2 separate regions of the Homo sapiens genome follow, and region 2 is linked to region 1. Evidence: chromatin contacts called from ENCODE Hi-C data. All regions are on one chromosome and are shown on one strand. The core of a region is the stretch at or near the end of the contact, and the rest is flanking DNA. Distances in the headings are between cores, read along the strand shown.

Evidence for each region. A loop is a pair of places that touch in the nucleus more often than their neighbours do. Pooled maps may share reads with other maps.
Region 2: a loop to region 1 is called in a pooled map, with 5 times the contacts of the local background. The contact joins two enhancer-like sites. A Hi-C loop is called at or near these places in 3 of 168 maps with a recorded cell type or tissue (GM12878, K562 and mammary epithelial cell), 2 of 37 single-sample maps with no recorded cell type and 9 of 50 pooled maps.

What each region holds. Positions count from the first base shown.
Region 1 is chr1:59,044,757-59,049,301 of GRCh38, reverse strand. All of the region lies in intron 2 of LINC01358 (long intergenic non-protein coding RNA 1358), which reads right to left. Among named protein-coding and RNA genes, the nearest start is that of LINC01358, 27 kb to the right of the region's middle. RefSeq lists enhancers at 2,673-2,742, 3,598-3,647. Within about 2 kb of position 2,446, at least 6 of the 41 ENCODE cell types and tissues checked have a DNase peak (open chromatin) inside an H3K27ac peak, as active enhancers do.
Region 2 is chr1:58,753,076-58,758,051 of GRCh38, reverse strand. LOC112268263 (a long non-coding RNA gene) reads right to left here. Exons shown (of 9, transcript XR_007066129.1): 7 at 252-409. Among named protein-coding and RNA genes, the nearest start is that of JUN, 28 kb to the left of the region's middle. RefSeq lists an enhancer at 1,851-3,050. Within about 2 kb of position 2,496, at least 28 of the 41 ENCODE cell types and tissues checked have a DNase peak (open chromatin) inside an H3K27ac peak, as active enhancers do.

The sequences.
Region 1 (4,545 bases), core at 1,197-3,696:
CCCCAGGACACTAAGACCTCACTCTGGTCTTGAGCACTAGCCCAGTGCAAGGGCTGACCAGCAGCCATACCTGTTCCTCACTTGCCCTTGAAGGAAGGCAATGGCACTATGGTGATGTAGATCCAGCCTCCATGGAGTCCACGGGTCTCGTTTGTCTTCATCTTGCTTAAGAGAGGGTAGGCTTCTGCTTCTTCCGACCCTCACCCTCATCTCTGTAGGATGGTTGCAGTGCCTCCCAAGGAGACCCCTGCCTCTAGACCCCTTCCCTTTCCTCGAATCGTTACCCACTCTGCAGTCATAGGAAGTCCATACTTAACTGCCCTTCATGGTCCCCTGTGCCTGCAGAATAGTGCTCCCTGCCTTAGCTGTCCATGAGCCAGCCCCTGCCACTCTCTGAACACATTTTTATTTCCTACCATGCTGTCTCTCATTCCCTATGCCTTTGCTATGCCAAAGTACTTAGAATGTTCTGAGCGTTCCACACAAAAAGATTGCACATTCTTTCCCTCGATGGGATGTCCTTCCTCAACTCTGCTTTCCAGGAAAAGTCTGCATATCCTTCCAGTCCATATTAGGCCATTCTCACATTGCTGTAAAGAAATGCCTGTGGATGGGTAATTTATACAGAAAAGAGGTTTAACTGGTTCACGATTCCATAGGCTGTAAAGAGAGTATGATGCTGGCATCTACTTGGCTTCTGGGGAGGCCTCAGGAAACTTACAATCATGGTGGAAGGTGAAGGGGGAGCAGGCACAACACATAGCCAGAACAGGAGCAAGAGAGGGAGTGGGGAGCATGCCACACACTTTTAAATGACATCTCTCACAAGATGCGAAAACTCACTATCATGAGGACAGAACTAAGGGTATGGTACTAAATCATTTATGATAAATCCACCCCCATGATCCAGTCACCTCCAACCAGGCCCCACCTCCAACATAGGGGATACATTTCAACGTGAAATTTGGGTAGGGACACACATCCACACTATATCACGGTCCATGCAGAATACCTTTCATTTGCCCCTCTAGATCCATACATTACCTTTCCTCATCTGCTCTGTATTCAAGAGGTTGATCTATGGGGATTGAATTGGTGGGTTCTTGAACCTTCTGTTTCTAGTTGGGTTTGGCCAACAGGGAGCCACAGGAGACCAGAGGGAGGGAAAAGAGGAAGGGAGAGAGTATGATATTCCTTTGATACACTGTTTGCAACGTCACTGAACTGGCCATGTTCCTCACTGCTCCTCCTGAGGAAAGCAACTCTGCAGGACAGTTCAGCAGCTATTAAGAGTTGTGAGAACAGTTCAGGAGCTATTAAGTGCCTACTCTCTCTTTTGTGATTCTTCTATATCTGCACCTTTGCATATAATCCCTCCTTGAAATCTGCTATTTCCTGGGAGCTGTCAGACTGTTGGGACCCTGATTGGTACACAGTGTGACCCAGCACAAACCTCAGGGAGCTCTCTGAAGGCACATCTGCTATAGATCCTGTTACATTACCTGCTGCTGGTTTGCTTCCCTGACTTCCCCACCAGACTGTTTCATCTCACCTTGTCTTGTAGATATGCAAGAGGCCTACCCACATTTAGTGAGCAGCTGTTATGTGCTGGGCCGTGGCCTAAGCACCGAAGATTCAGAGATTGATAAATGATAATTCCTGACCTTGCAGATCCCTGACTCTAGTACAGGAGCTGAGACTTGAGCCCCATTTAACACTGTGGCTCTCAAATCCCAGATCCACCACTGACTAGCTGTGTGATCTGGGCAAGTCATCTCTCTGAGCCTCAGTTTCCTCATCTGTAAATGGAAATCAGGGCAGCTACCTCGGAGGATGATTGTGAGGATTAAAGTAGTTAGCATAGTGCCTGGCATACACTAGGTACTCAATAAGTGCCCATTATTATTTTTATCGTAGCAGGTGCTTAGTGTATATTAAATGAATAACTGAATGTATTATCTCATTTGGTCTCCATAGCAACCTGTTCTCTACCCTTCCCCACTATATACAATCCAAGTAGACGTGGAAGGAATTTCTTTCCCCATTTCACAGATGAGGAAATTGGGAATGAATGAATGAATATCTAACCCACCAGCCTGCTCTGCCTCCCACCTTTTCCCAGAGGCCACAGTGAGGCTGTTTGTCCAGGGAACTGTGAGCCCTGGGCCCTAGAGGAGTCATCCTGGCTTTCTGTCTTGACTTTCTGGCTCCAGAGGACTTGTGCCAGTAGCTCACCACAATTTGCTCTGTGCCTAACACAGGCTGGGGTTCAGGTGCTCCTGAAGTTTGTAAACACTGGGGTCTGCCAGGCGCTTCCCCCAAAGCCCCAGCTTCCCAGAACCGGTGGCCCCAGTTCCTGTTCAGCTGCTGCTCTTTCTGTAACTCCTTTGCAAGTACCACTGCCCCTTCTGGTAAGTGCAGGGGCCAGGAGGCAGATTCTACTTTCACATTCACTACCACACCCACAGGAGGGAGATTTCTTAAAGTGGAGGGGAACTTTTCTTTTGCTGTAGGCCCAACCTCAAGCCTCCTCCTTAACACCTCAGTTTTTTCAGGGGATACTTAGTTTCCCACTGAAGCTCAGGAAGGGTAAGTCCCCACAACATCAAAACTTGAATCTGCTCCAGAAACATGGGAGTCCCTGATCCCTGCAGAGACCCTGCCCTCCGCTTGGCACGTTTGATGTATATCCTCGTGTACTCCCTCCAATGCCCCTGCACGGTGGGCATAGCTTCTGAATGGCAGTAGCAGGACTGAGGCTCAGGGCAATGGAATGCCTAGTATTGGAATGTTCGAATAAGAAAAACTACACCTTCAAACTTTAGAAGCAGAGTTGGAAATCACTGCAAAACAAAAGTCCCTAAACAGAATGAGTCTTTGCTGTTTCTGTACCATATGCACAGCCCTGCTACTTTGCTTTCTATGAACTGCATGTCTATTTGTGTCCATATCTGTCTCCCCTAGTTGACTATACCTCCTCAAGGATGGAGAAGATGACTCACCCATATTCCTCTCCCCATCCCAGCACATGGCCTGAGGCAAGAAGGGATGGTTGACCTCAGAAGCTGAAAGCAGACCATCGTGCCTGGTGGTAGGGGGTCAGCATAGGAGAGATGCAGGGCCAGGTCACACAGGGTCCTGTAGGTCATGGTGAGGGATCAGGATTTAATTATAGGTGCAAATGGAAGCCACTGAAGGCTCTTGAGGAGGGCCCTTCCTTCCATGTTGTAGAAAGATAATTCTGGCTCTAGGATGAAGAATAGATTGGAAGGTGACAGAGGAGGAAGCAGGAAGCCCAGTTAGGAGCTATCACAACAGAACAGACAAGAGCCAGGGACGTTTTTTCAGGACTATGGTTCCCAGGCTTCAGCGGGCATCAGGATCACCTGCAGGGCTTGTTAAAGCACAGCTCACTGGCCCCAACCTCAGAGTTTCTGATTCAGTAGGTCTGGGGTGAGGTCTGAGTGTTGAGTTTCTATGAAGGTGAGATGCTGCAGTCCCCAAGAACCACTGCTTGAGAAAAGGAGAGGAAGAAAGCGATAATGTGTGGTCTTGTTCTCAAAGAGCTTTCATCTCTGTGAGCACTACATGAACAGTGCAATTCTAGAGAGCCAGATGGATGTCGATTGTGGGATCCCACGGAAGAACATCTCCCCAGCATGGGTGTGGAGGAGAGGGTCAGAGGAAGTGTATTAGTTCATTCTCACATTGCTATAAAGAAATACTTGAGACTGGGTAATTTATAAAGAAAATGGGTTTAATTGGCTCACCGTTCTGCAGGCTATACAGGAAGCATGGCTGGGGAGGCCTCAGGAAACATTCAATTATGGCAGAAGGTGAAGGAGAAGCAGGCACATCTTCACATGGTGAAGAAGGGAAAAGAGAAAGTGCACGAAGTAGGAGGTGTTACACACTTTCAAACAACAAGATCTTGTGAGAACTCTGTCACAAAACAACACTAGGAGACAGTGTTAAACCATTAGAAACCACCCCCATGATCCAACCATCTCCCACCACGTCTACCTCCAACTCTGGGGATCACAATTCAACATGAGATTTGGGTGGGGCCCACAGCCAAATCATATTGGGAAGCTCCTGGAAGAAGAAACTCTTGAATGAAGTTATACTAGTTAACTGGGACTTAACCAAGGGAGGGAGATCCCTGGAAAGAATGAGAAAAAGAGGATCTTCAAGACAGAGGACACAGCTTGAGCAAAGGCAAGGAGATAAGAAACGGCAAGACATGTTCAAGCAATTGGGGCTGAGAAATCCAAAATGAAGATGGTGTATGTAAAAACTGTGTCATGAATGGCTTTGTATTTCCTTTAGACTGAGAGGTTTGAACTTTATCCTGTGGAGCAGTGGTTTGTAAACATTTTTTAGTGCAGGAAGTTGGTCACAGACCTCTCTGAAAATCTGATCAAAGTTAATACTCACACAAACAGAACTAGGGTATACATTTCAGAGTGTTCACATATTTCCTGAAACCTATCCATGATCTTCAAATAAAGAATCCCTGCAGTTGGCCAGGTGTGGTGGGTCACA
Region 2 (4,976 bases), core at 1,247-3,746, 290 kb after region 1:
ATAGAAGCATTTAGGAGGGAGCAGTGTTTACCTGGCGTCCACCTTTGTTGATAGTGTTTTTGTGTAATTATCAAGGTAGAAATTCAAACCATAGTAGAACAGAAACAATCCCATTCGTCACATCTGACCACGAAGGGATTCATCAGTTGCTTAGTGGGAGAAGAATAGGAAATTCATACCAGAATCCTATTTCACAGTTTATAATTGGTTATATAAAATTAGGCCTAAGCTAACTGCATAACAAAACATACCAGGAGGGGAAATGAAATGGCATCAAGAATGAAAAGGATGCTGACAAAGGGACTTCAATTCCATCTCGTCCTCTAGCTGTGTATCCTTGAATGGCCTTGCTAAACCTTCCTTCTTCATCTATAAAATGGACATCAGAAATCCTATTTATGGTGTTTTTCTGTGAAAAAAAATAAGATGGCATATGTTAAGCAGTTAGTGCTCAACAAATAGTAACTGTATTACATCCCCAGAATTATTATTATTATACTATACACATATATATAGGGCAGGAACAGGGTCAACACTATGAGCCTCCTCCACAGGACTGAGCAGAGAGCAGATCCTCACTGACTACTGCATTGGGACAGACACCACAGCCTTGCTGCGACACAGGTGGAGCATGGTTTTGCAGTCTTGCCAAGTTCAGGACCCTGTACCAGCACTGACTCCCACTTAGGGAACCTCTCAGGATCTTTGTTTCTTCATTTGGGGACAATTTTGGTGATGCAAGCTATAAGGGTTAAATTAAATTAAATCATATTTGGGAAAACACTCTTTGAACTATAAAGCTGTCAGCTTCAGCCCTGCCTTCCCCAGTTTGCAGAACCCACTTATTGAGGCATAGTTCATATCAAAGTTACCTCTTTCATCACCTCAGCCCATCCATCTAGGGGCTTCAAAAATGTTCTCAGACCTGGAATCTTAACTGGGGCCAAACAGTACACAGCCTAGTGCATAATACCAAGATCAAACTGACTGGGACAACTATGGGAAACTCTAGGACATCCCCTAAACTGTCAGCATATCCCACACACATGTTTTCCTTGCCTTCACTGCCAACCAGACCAGGAGCCAATATCCCAGGACCAATCATAGCACCATTTATGGAATGTGTTCTGTGTTCTGAGCCTTATGCTGAGTATTGTACTTGCAATGTTTCAATTAATCCTCACACTAGATCTAAGATAAGTAATCTTATCTCCTTTTTACAGATAGGAAAACTGAGGCTTAAGGAAGGTTAGGACAAAAGTTAAGGAACTAATGGTTCATAAATGATGGGCCAGAGTTTCTATTCCAAGTTTATTTGACTATGATCTTGGGTATTATGATGCCTCTGTAAGAATTATTTTGCAGATGAGTCCCATGAAGGAAACTGACCTACCTGCAATCACATAGCTAGTAAGCACCAAAACTGGGATTATAATCTATGTCTCTTCAAGTCCAAAGACATGCTCTCCCTGTGATACTGTGCTACCTTCCCCAATCCCGTAAGACTAGTTTCTGCCCAAGCGTCCCTTCCCTGAGCTCAGAGCCTGCTGTTGTCCCTAGCCTATTGTTGAATGGCCTGGATCCATGCCTAGCTCTTCTTAGTTTCTTTCCCTGGAATCTGGGTTCCAGATTTTGTCCTTGCTGATGGGACACCTGCTGAGGAAGGACAGATCTTCCCAAAAGATGACAGATCCCTACTTGGTTCCAGAGAATGCAAACAAGAGTTCTCACTTCAGACACATCTACCTTTGAGAATGAGCACCAGACTAACCCATTCCCTTGTTTTCTGTGTTGGATCTGTTAAGCTGCCATGCTCCAAAATGCTGAGTGGGGTCAAGAGGTTGTTCTCCAGCCTGCCTTCTTGCAATTTCATCCTCTTGCTAATTCAGGCATGTTAGAGACCCATAATTCTCATACTCAGGCCTGACCGATAACAAATATCAGCCGTTATTTTTTTTTATGCTTCTTCATTTCCAATTGTAAAAGTTGTATGCTCATTGTTTTATTTCCCATTGCTACGACAAACCCTTCCTCTCTATAGCAGTGCTACAGGAGCATAAAGGGAGCAGAGTTGCAGATGGCATATTGTAACTGGCCTTAAGTACAAATTAAAAATCCACCTACATGGTCAAGGGATGCTACAACCAGATCAATTTGCAGATAAAGGTGCTCATTCAAGCTGAAGGATTTAACAGAAAAAAAGCAGACTAAGAAACAGAATATTTAAACACTTCAAGTCATTTGCTTGGAAAGACTTTCTGCATCTTGTTGGAGGAGCGAGTCATCTTCCTGTGTGAAGTGTTCAAAGCTCACTTCCGGTGAGTAATGAGAGGGGCATTCAGGTCTGGATGCAGCCACTGTGCACGTGGTGAAGTCCACGGCACTACGGCTTCCTCTTCAGAAAGCAGAGGTGCTGCCTCTTAGGCTCCATAATTCTGGGCTCTTCTCCAGGCCACAAAACAACCAAAGTTTCTAAGGGCATATGCTGATGGCATCTGCCAGCTCTCTATCCAGTGCAACTATGGCTGTCTGTGACTCACAGTAAGCTCCACCGGAAGCCTTTTCCATGTGTTTCTGTGCAGGCTCTGTTGGCTGAAATTCGTGCCAGTCCCGAGAAAGGTCTGTGGTTCTGGCAGGCAGCAATCATGTGTTGGAGAGCTGCAAGGACCCAGTCTTAGTTCAGGCTGTAGCTGCAGAAAGGGTAAAAACACAAGCCAGCACACACTGATGTGTATAGTGAATGGGCCTGGACTACCTCAGTAGGCTGGAAAATACATAACAGTAGGTCTGGGGGAGAATGTACATCACATACACAGAAGGCTACTCATTGTCTAAGCCAACAATGGAATTTCAAAAAAGATAGAGAAGACCCCATTTCTCTGAAGCAACAAATCGTGCAGGACAGTAAGAGACTTGTGTTAGAAACTCCCATCCTACCTCTTATCTGGGTTAACCATAAGCCTTCAAATGACCCCACAGAAGCAGCCTGCAAGGGAGATGGTGGAGATGTTATCACTTCTACTTTTCACACGAGGAAACTGAGCTTCCGGGAGGTTAAGTTGCCATAGATCACACTGATAGTCAGCGGCCCCAGAGGATTTGAACCCACATCTGTCAGACTCAAAAGCCACCCTCCTACCTGCTTCAAAATTCATCTTGTTCCGATAAATTGTTATTCAAAGTCACCTGTGTTCAATGCTGGAGCCAAACACCCTTTTGGGGTACTGAATAAAAGAAAGAAAAGGAGAGAGGAAAGGAGTCCTAGCTTTGCTGCTTTTAAACAATGTGGCCTTAAGCAAGTCACTAATAACCTCTCCAGCCTGAATGTTTAATTCTGGGATCACTTTGACAAGTTTATCAGGGGAGATTCTCTTGTGCTATTTCCTTTATTGACCCTGAAAAAGTATAGTTTTCTCACTCAGTCATTATTCATTGATTCCTTCACTCTGTAAACATCTACAGACTACTCAGCGGCAGGCACTAAGGCAGAAGGATAAATAAGACATGGTCCCTGCCATCAAAGTAGTCATGGTCTGATGGGAAGAAAGGCCTACAAAAACAGTCACGTGGCAGTGCACAGGACACAGTGCTCACCCTCCATAAGCACAGACCTTTCTGCTGGTGCAGACCCGGAGCCAGCTTCTCAGCATGCACAGCAGAATGTGCACTACAGCAGCACCCTGCCCTAGGACCATGGGAGCACAGGAGAAGGGGCAATTAACACTCAGTTTTTCATCTTTGAACCACAGTCACTCTCTGAAATTACATCTTAGGGCCTTAGGGCTATTTTCACTGCATGGCACTGTTGGGTGACTCATCATAAATTTAGAGCTGGAGAAGAATGCTGAGATTATTATAATGCAATCCCTCATGTTATAGGTGGGAAAACAGGCCTAAAGAGGTAAGGTCACAGGTAGGAAGAAGTAGAAACTGCTTCTGCACCCAGATCTCTTGACTTCCATGTCTTGCTAATTTTCAGCAGTTATGAGATACCCAAATCTTTTTCCTGTTTTGATTCTCCCTACCTCCTTTCATACTATACAGTTTCATTCAACTAGGTGTAATAATGGAAGACAAGGACTCTGAATAAATATGAAACTTCTCCGTGGGACACTTGAAATTAAAAAAACATCATTTTTTTGGACTCATTTGCAGAAATCTCCAGTGAATGGACCTTGACCTAGCTGAGGTACTTAAGTCCTAGCTAACGTTAAAATCTGCTGCAGATGAATCTCTTTTGTAAAATGTAGTATATGGAAAAAGTCTCGATCTTGGATTTAGGAGGCCTGGATTCAAATATCAGCTTTGCCAATAGGTTGCCTTCAGTTCTTAGGCAAGTTCTTCCCTTCTGAGGACCTCAGTCAGTCCCCTCAACATCAAAGGAGAAGACCAAATCCAATAGAAGCTCCATGAAAACAGGGACTTTGTCCACTGCTCTCTCCCCAGTGCCTTGAGCCACACATAGCACACAGTAGGAACTCAACACATGAAAATGTCTCCAAAGACACTAACGTTCAGAAAATAGGAGTCCATGAAATCATTTCCAAAACTTAGAGTTCATGTCTGTTCGTGTTTTTCCCCTCCCTTTTGTTCAAGGGATGAATGCCTCCCCACCTCCCCCGTCTCTTAGCAACAGCGTGGAAGAGTTGACTGTTCTGAAGCAGTTCTCAAATTGTGTGACCTGGCAGCTGTGCATTACTCTGTGTACTCTAATATTATCGTTTCGGCATCACTCCCCCTCTGCTGTCACTTCTCGGGCCCTTTGCTCAGAACCACCCGCTCAGCTCCTCTGCTCACTTGTTGCTGAAAACACACCCTGATTCCACCTACCTTCACCAAGCTCGCCTGTGCTACTATGCAAGACAATAGAAGACTGGACACCTTCAAGCACAGTAATGTATTTTAACAGGAGTACAAGTGTGTAGTGAGGAGGGGTAGATGTTTTGCAATACTTGGCAAACACCAAATTTGAAACC